Regions from separate parts of the Homo sapiens genome. Here region 1 is linked to region 2. A link is a contact called in ENCODE Hi-C or POLR2A ChIA-PET data. All regions are on one chromosome and are shown on one strand. The core of a region is the stretch at or near the end of the contact, and the rest is flanking DNA. Distances in the headings are between cores, read along the strand shown.

The links. Hi-C counts contacts between places; a loop is a spot of excess contacts on that map. ChIA-PET counts read pairs that join two places held with the same protein, here RNA polymerase II (POLR2A). Pooled maps may share reads with other maps.
Region 1: a loop to region 2 is called in a map of CD4-positive, alpha-beta T cell, with 9 times the contacts of the local background. The contact joins the promoter of TRMT6 here to the promoter of PCNA-AS1 in region 2. A Hi-C loop is called at or near these places in 6 of 168 maps with a recorded cell type or tissue (CD4-positive, alpha-beta T cell, CD8-positive, alpha-beta T cell, OCI-LY7 and 1 more), 16 of 37 single-sample maps with no recorded cell type and 18 of 50 pooled maps. POLR2A ChIA-PET finds 5 or more read pairs at or near these places in 7 of 52 experiments (Caco-2, H1, HEK293 and 4 more).

Annotation. Positions count from the first base shown.
Region 1 is chr20:5,947,879-5,952,208 of GRCh38, reverse strand. It overlaps TRMT6 (tRNA methyltransferase 6 non-catalytic subunit), which reads left to right and starts at 1,676. Exons shown (of 11, transcript NM_015939.5): 1 at 1,676-1,931. The coding sequence starts at 1,804. It overlaps MCM8 (minichromosome maintenance 8 homologous recombination repair factor), which reads right to left and starts at 1,557. Exons shown (of 19, transcript NM_032485.6): 1 at 1,186-1,557; 2 at 46-198. The coding sequence starts at 193. RefSeq lists an enhancer at 1,541-1,680.
Region 2 is chr20:5,118,070-5,122,486 of GRCh38, reverse strand. It overlaps PCNA-AS1 (PCNA antisense RNA 1), which reads right to left and starts at 2,901. Exons shown (of 1, transcript NR_028370.1): 1 at 2,518-2,901. PCNA (proliferating cell nuclear antigen) reads left to right here and starts at 2,529. Exons shown (of 6, transcript NM_182649.2): 1 at 2,529-2,909; 2 at 3,621-3,718; 3 at 3,810-3,877. The coding sequence starts at 2,689. It overlaps LOC124900464 (small nucleolar RNA SNORA26), which reads left to right and starts at 948; the gene lies at 948-1,070. RefSeq lists enhancers at 1,996-2,445, 2,576-2,745, 2,194-3,074, 3,186-3,335, 3,075-3,955 and a silencer at 2,936-2,995.

The DNA of each region.
Region 1 (4,330 bases), core at 427-2,926, 830 kb before region 2:
GCTTCCTTAAGTGAAAAAAATTGAACAATCATTGACCTCACCTACCAGAAGTACGTTTTCCTGTGGTTTTACTCAGATCAGGTCTGTGTTCTCTTTCTCTCCATTTTCCTGAGAAGTTCCCACCACCTCTTCCCCTTTTCCAGCTTTGAAATCTTCCTCGTCCAAATCCTCTGCCTCTATACTCTCCATTCATCTCTCCTAAAAGATAGATATTAAAAAGGTCTTCACCAAAACTGTAAGGAAAATAGTGCTCTTAAAAATGTATTAATAAAAAGGGAAAAATTAATGTATTCTAGGTTCAAGAGTAGCAAACAGGCTTGCAAAGTTGTACAGCTATGATACAAGACCCAAATATTCTGCAGTTAAGTTTCTAATCTCTATCGCTTTTTAAGGTATACCATAATAGTTTAATAACTATTAAATATGGTTTACGTATACTAGACGCTCACAGGTTAAAAATAAGGACAGGTACTGTACCTGTTTACAAGTCCCCATTACAGAAATGAAAATAGGACAGGTAATTAACTCTATGAAAACTTATTTGCAGTATTTGAGACTTCTTATTATAGGGCAGGACAGGATGAACATAATTCTGGCCTGTGAGACACTAGGGATACATCATCATAGCTTCTTACATACAGTCAATCCTGCAGTGTCACATCCATTTTTTGTGCAGTTTTTCTGTAAATCCAAAACTGTTCTTATAAAATACACGTCTACTTAAAAATGATTCATATCCTAAGTATACAAGTAAATAAAGATATACCTGTACGCTGCAGTGCAATTCATTATCAAATACTCTACCCAAATCCTTACTTAAAAGGGGTTTAGTTAATAAAACAAGATAGTAACTAGAAAGTTCACGATTTAACGGCATGACAGGGCTCCAATAATTAGGCATTACACATTATGAAACTGATGCTCAAAGAAATTAAGCAAACCGATCAAGATCAAAGTTGTTTGTCGACAGTACAGAGATAAAACTTTCAGCCTCCCAAGCTGAGGCGCTCCTTCAACAACGCTGCGTGCCATACCCTTCTCAAACGAGACAATATGCTGAGAACAGTAACAAATTCAAAAAAACGTTAAGAAGTAGGACTGGAGAAAGAGTAAAAAGAAACAGTTGGGTACCTGTGCTTCTTCAAATACTACTTTATTTACATCTCCTAAGGCTAAAGTTCTTACTTGCTTGGGACAGAGGTCCCAAAGCTCTCCTAGTTCACAACTGGGCCGGCTCCAGGATACGCGCAGATCTGTCCGGCCGGATTCTCCCTCCCTCCCTCCCGTAGAGAAGCACCACGGGGCTAAGAGTCTCCGGGATCTTAGCTCCTCAGGCGACTCCTGCCAAGTCCGCAGTTCTCTTCAGCCGCAGCTTTCCTGTCGTCCCCGCGCGGTGCTGAACCCCATCTGTCTCAACGGCTCGGGAAACTCAGTTTCCCCACCGCAGCTTCCAGAAGGTGTCTGTAGCGCACAGCGCCGCAAAAATGCCTCAAGCGAAAATCAGGTCTTCCCCTAAATTCTTTTTTGGCGCTTCAGTGATCCAACTTCCGCTCAAAGAAGCGGCAAGACGAGAGGGGCGGGGCGGAGTGCAGCCAATCAAGGAGTTTGGCCAGACGGAAGCCGAGAGGCTTCCGGAAGCGGTCTTGAGGTCTGGGCCGGAAAGCGGAAGCGGCGTGCAACACGTGGGGGCGGTGCCGGTCGGAGGGCTCCTAGTGCGCCAGGTTGTGGGAAGTGAGGCTGGCGGTGGCGACAACCGAGGAGGAGGGGCGGGACGCCGTGGAGCACGGCGACCGGCTGAGCGTCATGGAGGGCTCAGGGGAGCAGCCGGGCCCACAACCACAGCATCCCGGAGACCACCGCATCCGCGACGGCGACTTCGTGGTGCTGAAACGTGAAGATGTGTTTAAAGCAGTACAAGTCCAGCGGAGAAAGTAAGTCAGATCGCTGATTTTAGGGGTCTCCCGCCCCCACCTTGTAGATACCCCCTCCCTCCAGGTTTCTCCACAGAATTCTTCCGCCAGGGTGCCATTCTTGGCTCTCTCGGTCCCCATTCCCCGCCCTCGTTGTCTCCTCGGGTCTTTCTGTCACAGAAGGCTTTTCCACCAGGATCCCGTCTTCGAACCTCATAATCTCCCTTAACCCTCCTGTTTTTCCCGGAGCCCCCTCCATGATTTCATATCTGGCCGTCCACCTTCAGCATCCTTTTCAGTCTTTCCACAGAGTTCCTTCCCCAGAATTCCATTCTTGGCCCTAGGGTGCCAATGCCTCCCTCTCCACACCCTAATCACCTGTCCTGAAGTTCTTTCCCTAGGACCTTGGGATCTTCACTGTCTTTCCAGAGACACCCCCTCCTTTCTTCACTTTAGGATCTCATCCTTGTCTCCAGAGTCTCCTTCAGGTTCCCCCTTTTTTTCCACCATAGATCCTCCTTCTTCCCTAATCCCCCAGTCAGGATCTATCCCACAAAAAATGAAACGTCTCCTACCTAGTCTGGCTTTCTATCCTCTTCTCTACCCAAGCAGGATACACAGAATAGATGAAGGAGACAATTCACCACAGAGTGTGGAATCACTTTGAGTTTCCCTCGTTTTACTCACCAAAGGATTCAACGCTGGGAAAATTGCTAAAAAGCAATTTGCTCAAGGCCTCAGAACTCCAAATTAGGTTTGGTTTGTGCACCTGCTGGCTAGTATCGCTCTGTTTTATAGAAGTAAAGAAGTGGGATTTTGATAACTTTCTGGAAGGGCTGGTGAGGTTGTTAAGTCCTAAGAGCTTATTAATGGTGAAAATTTATTGGGATATTTGGATTAATTTATCTGAGAAATACAACCACAGTGTTTTTGTTTTTGAGACGGAGTCTTGCTTTGTCACCCAGGCTTTAGGGCAGTAGTGCAATCTCGGCTCATTGCAGCCTCTGCCTCCGAGGTTCAAGCGATTCTCCTGCCTCAGCCTCCCTAGTGGCTGGGACTCTGGCACCATCACACTCGGCTAATCTTTTTTTTTTTTTTTTGTATTTTTAGTAGAGACGGGGTTTCACCATGTTGGCCAGGCTGATCTCGAACTCCTGACCTCAGGTGATCCACCCGCCTCGGCCTCCCAAAGTGCTGGGATTACAGGTGTGAGCCACCGCACCTGGCCACAGTTTCTTTTGAGCTAGGTTATTGTATTACTTTTGACAGAGATAAGTTGAATGCAATGTCAGGAGAACAGCTTTCTGCAGACTGGGAAGTATGAGATTTGGAATTTCTGATAAGTACTTACTTCAGATGAATTCTTTTACTCCTGGTTTAAGCAAACTGTTGACTGGTATTTAAGGTGAAGCAAGCATCATAAAATAGTCAAGAAACAAGTCTCCAGAGCACTAAGCTGGTGATAACCAAGCTTTTTGCACAAGCACTAATTTAGTAAAGATAAAAAGTTTCTTTTATGAGGGGTATGTTTCTTTTAGTCCGGAAATGTAATACCTGCACCAACCTTTAACCATTTTTAAATTCTTCTTTTTTTTCTTTTTTAAACTAATTAATTTTTTTTGCAGAGACAGAGTTTCACTATGTTGTCTAGGCTAGTCTCCAATTCCTGGGCTCAAGTAATTCCGGCCACCTCAGCCTCCCAAAGTGCTGGGATTACAGGCATGAACAGTAGTTGACCTTCCCCTTTTGTGGTGCCAAAAGGGTTGGAGACCACTGCCCTAAACATTTATTTGGAAATACTTTTCAACAGGCCCTCTTCTTCGCAGAAGTCATAGTGGCAGTTTCCATTTTATTTAGGAAATGACTCTCTCAGCTCAGCTGCATCCCAGGTCAGACTCCCTCATCACCCTTGGGGCTACACTCATCTGATTGGGCAAAAAACAGTCCAGGCTCTCTGAGAAGTAGACTCTGCAAATCCTACTCCTTCCCAGTAAAGATGTGGCCTCCTTATCCCTCTAACGGGGCCCCACATTCCCGACTGGGGCAGTGACCTGTCAAACCAGCCAGTTTTAAGTGACACGCATCATCCCCTCTGCATATCACATAGGCTCTCAGAGAGGTAAACCCACCCATCTCAGATCCAGTGTTTTTGTTTGGTTTGTCTGTTTGTTTGTTTTGTGAGACGGGATCTCACTCGGTCCCCCAGGCTAGAGTGTAGTGGCGTGAACTTGGCTCACTGCAACCACTGCCTCTTGGGCTCAAGCAATCTTCCACCTCAGCCTCCTCAGTAACTAATTTGTGTACTTTTTGTAGAGAAACTCCTGAATTCAAGTGACCCTCCTGCTTCAGCCTCCCAAGTAGCTGGGACTACAGGTGTGTGCCACTACACCTGGCTAATTTTTTTATTTTTTGTAGAGACG
Region 2 (4,417 bases), core at 1,652-4,151:
ACTATTGAAAAATACTGCATCATCAATACCCTTGACAACACAGAGTAGGATATTATACAGAAAAACAGCAGAATCAGCAACTAACTGAGTGGAGAAACAGTAGGAATGCCTTAACCAATGTAGCTTAAATTTTTTCATGTTTGCACAAGAGTAATATATAATAAGAATGTTTTTAAAGTCTAAAAGTTCTTTTAAAACAAAATAGACCCGGGCGCGGTGGCTCATGCCTGTAATCCCAGCACTTTGGGAGGCCAAGGCAGGCAGATCACATGAGGTCAGGAGTTCAAGACCAACCTGGCCAACATGGCAAAACCCCGTCTCTACTAAAAATACAAAAATTAGCCAGGTGTGATGGCGCATGCCTGTAATCCTAGCTATTCAGGAGGCTGAGGCATGAGAATTGCTTGAACCCAGGAGGCGGAGATTGCGGTTAGCCAAGATCACACCACTGCACTCCAGCCTGGGTGATAGAGTGAGACTCTGTCTCAGAAAAAAAAAAAAGAAAAAGAAAAAGAAAAAAAAAAAGAAATTCTAAGTGATAAAGCATTGTGTAACAGTTTGAGGCTGGGCACAGTGGCTCATGCCTGTAATCTCACACTTTGGGAGACCGATTGGGAAGATTGCTTGAGCCCAGGAGTTGGAGACCAGCCAGAGCGACATAGTGGGACCTTCTCTCTACAAAAACATTTAAAAATTAGCCAGGTACAGTGGTGCACCCCTGTAGTCCCAGCTATTTGGGAGGTGGCAAGAGGATCTCTCGAGCCTAGAAGTTGGAGGTGGCAGTGAGTAGTCATCTTGCCACTGCACTCCAGCCTGGGTGTCAAAGGGAGACTCCCCTCTCTAGAAAATAATAAAAAAAAAAGTTTGACAGTTTTCTTGCTTGTGCTACATAAAATAATGGTACATATTACAATTGAAGGCATCTTATAATAGAAATGCCCTTTCCTGTTCCCTTTTAAGGCTGACCCAGTGCTTTAAGAGGCTGATACAGAAGGGTAAAGTTAAGTCTCCACAAAATCCAGGGAAGAGACTGTGAAACTCATCTTAGAACCTTGTATGGAGTCACAGCTGAACTAGGAAAAAAAAAAAAAAAAAAAAAAGGAAAGAAAGGCATTCCAGAGATAAAGAATAGACTAAGGAGAGGAGATATTTGAAGCCATAATGATTGAGAATATGTCAGACTTGAAATGAATCTTCAGTTCCCTCAACAAGACAAATAAAACTAACTCCATACCTAGATACATGGTAGAAAAACTAAAGAATTCTGCTGACCAAGGTATTAAAAGTAACTAAAGAGAAGTGGTGTGAAGAAAGCAAGAGAGAAACAACAAATCCTGTCCATCCTGTAACAATTGAAAATTTCTGGCTGGGCGTGGTGGCTCACGCCTGTAATCCCAGCACTTTGAGAGGCCGAGGCAGGTGGATCACCTCAGGTCAGGTGTTCAAGACCAGCCTGGCCAACATGGTGAAACCCCGTCTCTACTAAAAAAAAATAATAATAATAATACAAAAATTAGCCGGGGGTGGTGGTAGGCACCTGTAATCCCAGATACTCGGGAGGCTGAGGCAGGAGACTCACTTGAACCTGGGAGGCGGAGGTTGCAATGAGCTGAGATCGCGCCACTGTACTCCAGCCTGGATGACAGAGCAGGACTCCATCTCAAAAAGAAAGGAAAAGAAAAGAAAAAATATTAAATGTGTACGCTCTTTGACTCAGCTGTATTACTTCAAGGAGTTGATATCACCAAAATTGCCTAAGTGCTCAAAGGTGTTTGTAGTTAAACAACAGGAGATTGATAAATTATGTTATATACATGTGATGCTATGTTTTAAAGAGGTACTGATATGATAAAAGATGTACGTGGCATAAAATTAAATGTACTTTATTAAGTACTTTTCCAAGTGTTTACGGAATGAGTGCATTTTTGAAAAAAAAAAAGTGTATTCGAACTTTTAAAAAAGCTTTAAAAGCTTTATACAATGAACGATTGAGTGATTATAAGAGCTGGCGGGGGAATGTTAAGAGGATGATAGGGAGCTAAGTTTAACAGAACAATTCACCTCTTTATCTTGTGACACCTACGAGCGCATCAATTCTGTAATTGAAAAATAAAGTGCATATTTGCAGCAGCTGTACTCTCTTCAGGCTGCAAGGAGGCTTTTCCTCCCGGTAGGCTTGATTTGCATTTCACTTTCACTTTCGTGGCTGGAAACTTTCTACCCACGTAGTGGGAGGCTGAGGAGCCACCATAAAGCTGGGGCTTGACGAGCCGGGACCGGGACCCGATCTCCACATATGCCCGGACTTGTTCTGCGGCCGGGTTCAGGAGTCAAAGAGGCGGGGAGACCTGCGCGACGCTGCCCCGCCCTGCGCCCGCTTCCTCCAATGTATGCTCTAGGGGGCGGGCCTCGCGGGGAGCATGGACACGATTGGCCCTAAAGTCTTCCCCGCAAGGCCGTGGGCTGGACAGCGTGGTGACGTCGCAACGCGGCGCAGGGTGAGAGCGCGCGCTTGCGGACGCGGCGGCATTAAACGGTTGCAGGCGTAGCAGAGTGGTCGTTGTCTTTCTAGGTCTCAGCCGGTCGTCGCGACGTTCGCCCGCTCGCTCTGAGGCTCCTGAAGCCGAAACCAGCTAGACTTTCCTCCTTCCCGCCTGCCTGTAGCGGCGTTGTTGCCACTCCGCCACCATGTTCGAGGCGCGCCTGGTCCAGGGCTCCATCCTCAAGAAGGTGTTGGAGGCACTCAAGGACCTCATCAACGAGGCCTGCTGGGATATTAGCTCCAGCGGTGTAAACCTGCAGAGCATGGACTCGTCCCACGTCTCTTTGGTGCAGCTCACCCTGCGGTCTGAGGGCTTCGACACCTACCGCTGCGACCGCAACCTGGCCATGGGCGTGAACCTCACCAGGTGAGCCTCGCGGCCCCGGGAAGCCGGCCCCGGCCCGCCTGCACCTCCGGTGCTTGGCGGGAGCGCTTTCGAGCCTAGCCCTCATTGGCTGGCGTGGGCCATCCGCGCCTTCTCATTGGCCTGCCACGCAGTGGGGTGGGGCCCAGCTGAGCGCGCGGTTCGGAAAAGCCCGCGCTGGCTGCTGCGCGAACCTGCTTTTTCGCGCCAAAGTCACAAAGCGGGTGGTGGCGGGAAAATCAAGGGTTTTTCCGCAGTGCCAGGAACACTGTTCCAGGGCTCTTTGCTCACTAAATCCTGTTGGCCTTGAATGGACGCTTTAGCTGTGGCTTTCTTGTTTCTGAGACGGTCTCGGTGTGTTGCCCGGGCTGGTCTCCAACTTCTGGGCTCAAGCGATCCTCCCGGCTCAGTCGCGGTTGACTTTAAATGCTTTATAATGCCCTTGCGAGAAATGTGGCAGCCTGTCATCCTACTTAGTGGCAGGAGATTGTTTCTATCCAGAAGGGACACTGCTGGTGGTATTTTAGTATAAATACTGCCAGATGCGTCCCAAAACGTCTGCATTAATAATGGCATCCTCCAGCAGTCCGCTTACCCTCCACCAGTTCTGAGACGGCCTGATGGGTGAGAGTGGTAACCCCTTCTAACCGCGTTCGAAATACAGCCCTTCAGCAGACGGCGTTGATTTTAAAGCATGTGTCTCCTGTCTTCTAGTATGTCCAAAATACTAAAATGCGCCGGCAATGAAGATATCATTACACTAAGGGCCGAAGATAACGCGGATACCTTGGCGCTAGTATTTGAAGCACCAAGTAAGTCGTACCTTTTTACCGAGTCACGAAGCTACAGAAAATCAAAACTCTGTGTCAGTATTTCTCAAAAGCATCTGCTTTCTTTTGGTAGACCAGGAGAAAGTTTCAGACTATGAAATGAAGTTGATGGATTTAGATGTTGAACAACTTGGAATTCCAGTGAGTATCAGTTTCTCATTGTAGAGAGTGCTGTACACAGGCACGATAGTTATGTCATAGAATGTTTGTTTATTTTTACAGACAGGGTCTTGGCTCTGTTGCCCAGGCTGGAGTGCAGTAGTGCCATATAGCTCTCTCTAACCTGGGATTCCTGGGCTCAAGCAGTCCTCTTGCCTTAGTCTCCTAAGTGGCTAGGAAGGACTACGGGCCTGTCCCACCACACCTGGCTAATTTTTTCATTTTTGTGTGTGGGCGTGGGGGCAGTCTTGCCCAGGCTGGTCTGGAACTCCTGGCCTCAAGTGATCCTCCTCCGTCAAGATATGTTAATATAATTTAAGCCTACTTCATAACAACTTTTTCTAGAAATATATCTACTGGTGCATGTTTCAAAGAGAGATTTTAGTATTTGGATAGTTGTTCACCACAAGTCTAAAACTCACAGGTTAAATTTATTGTTTACTGCCAGTTGTCTATTTGCATTAACTTCCATGAACCTCTTTTAAAATTTGTTTCCTTCTAGAATGCTTGCTTTTTATTAAG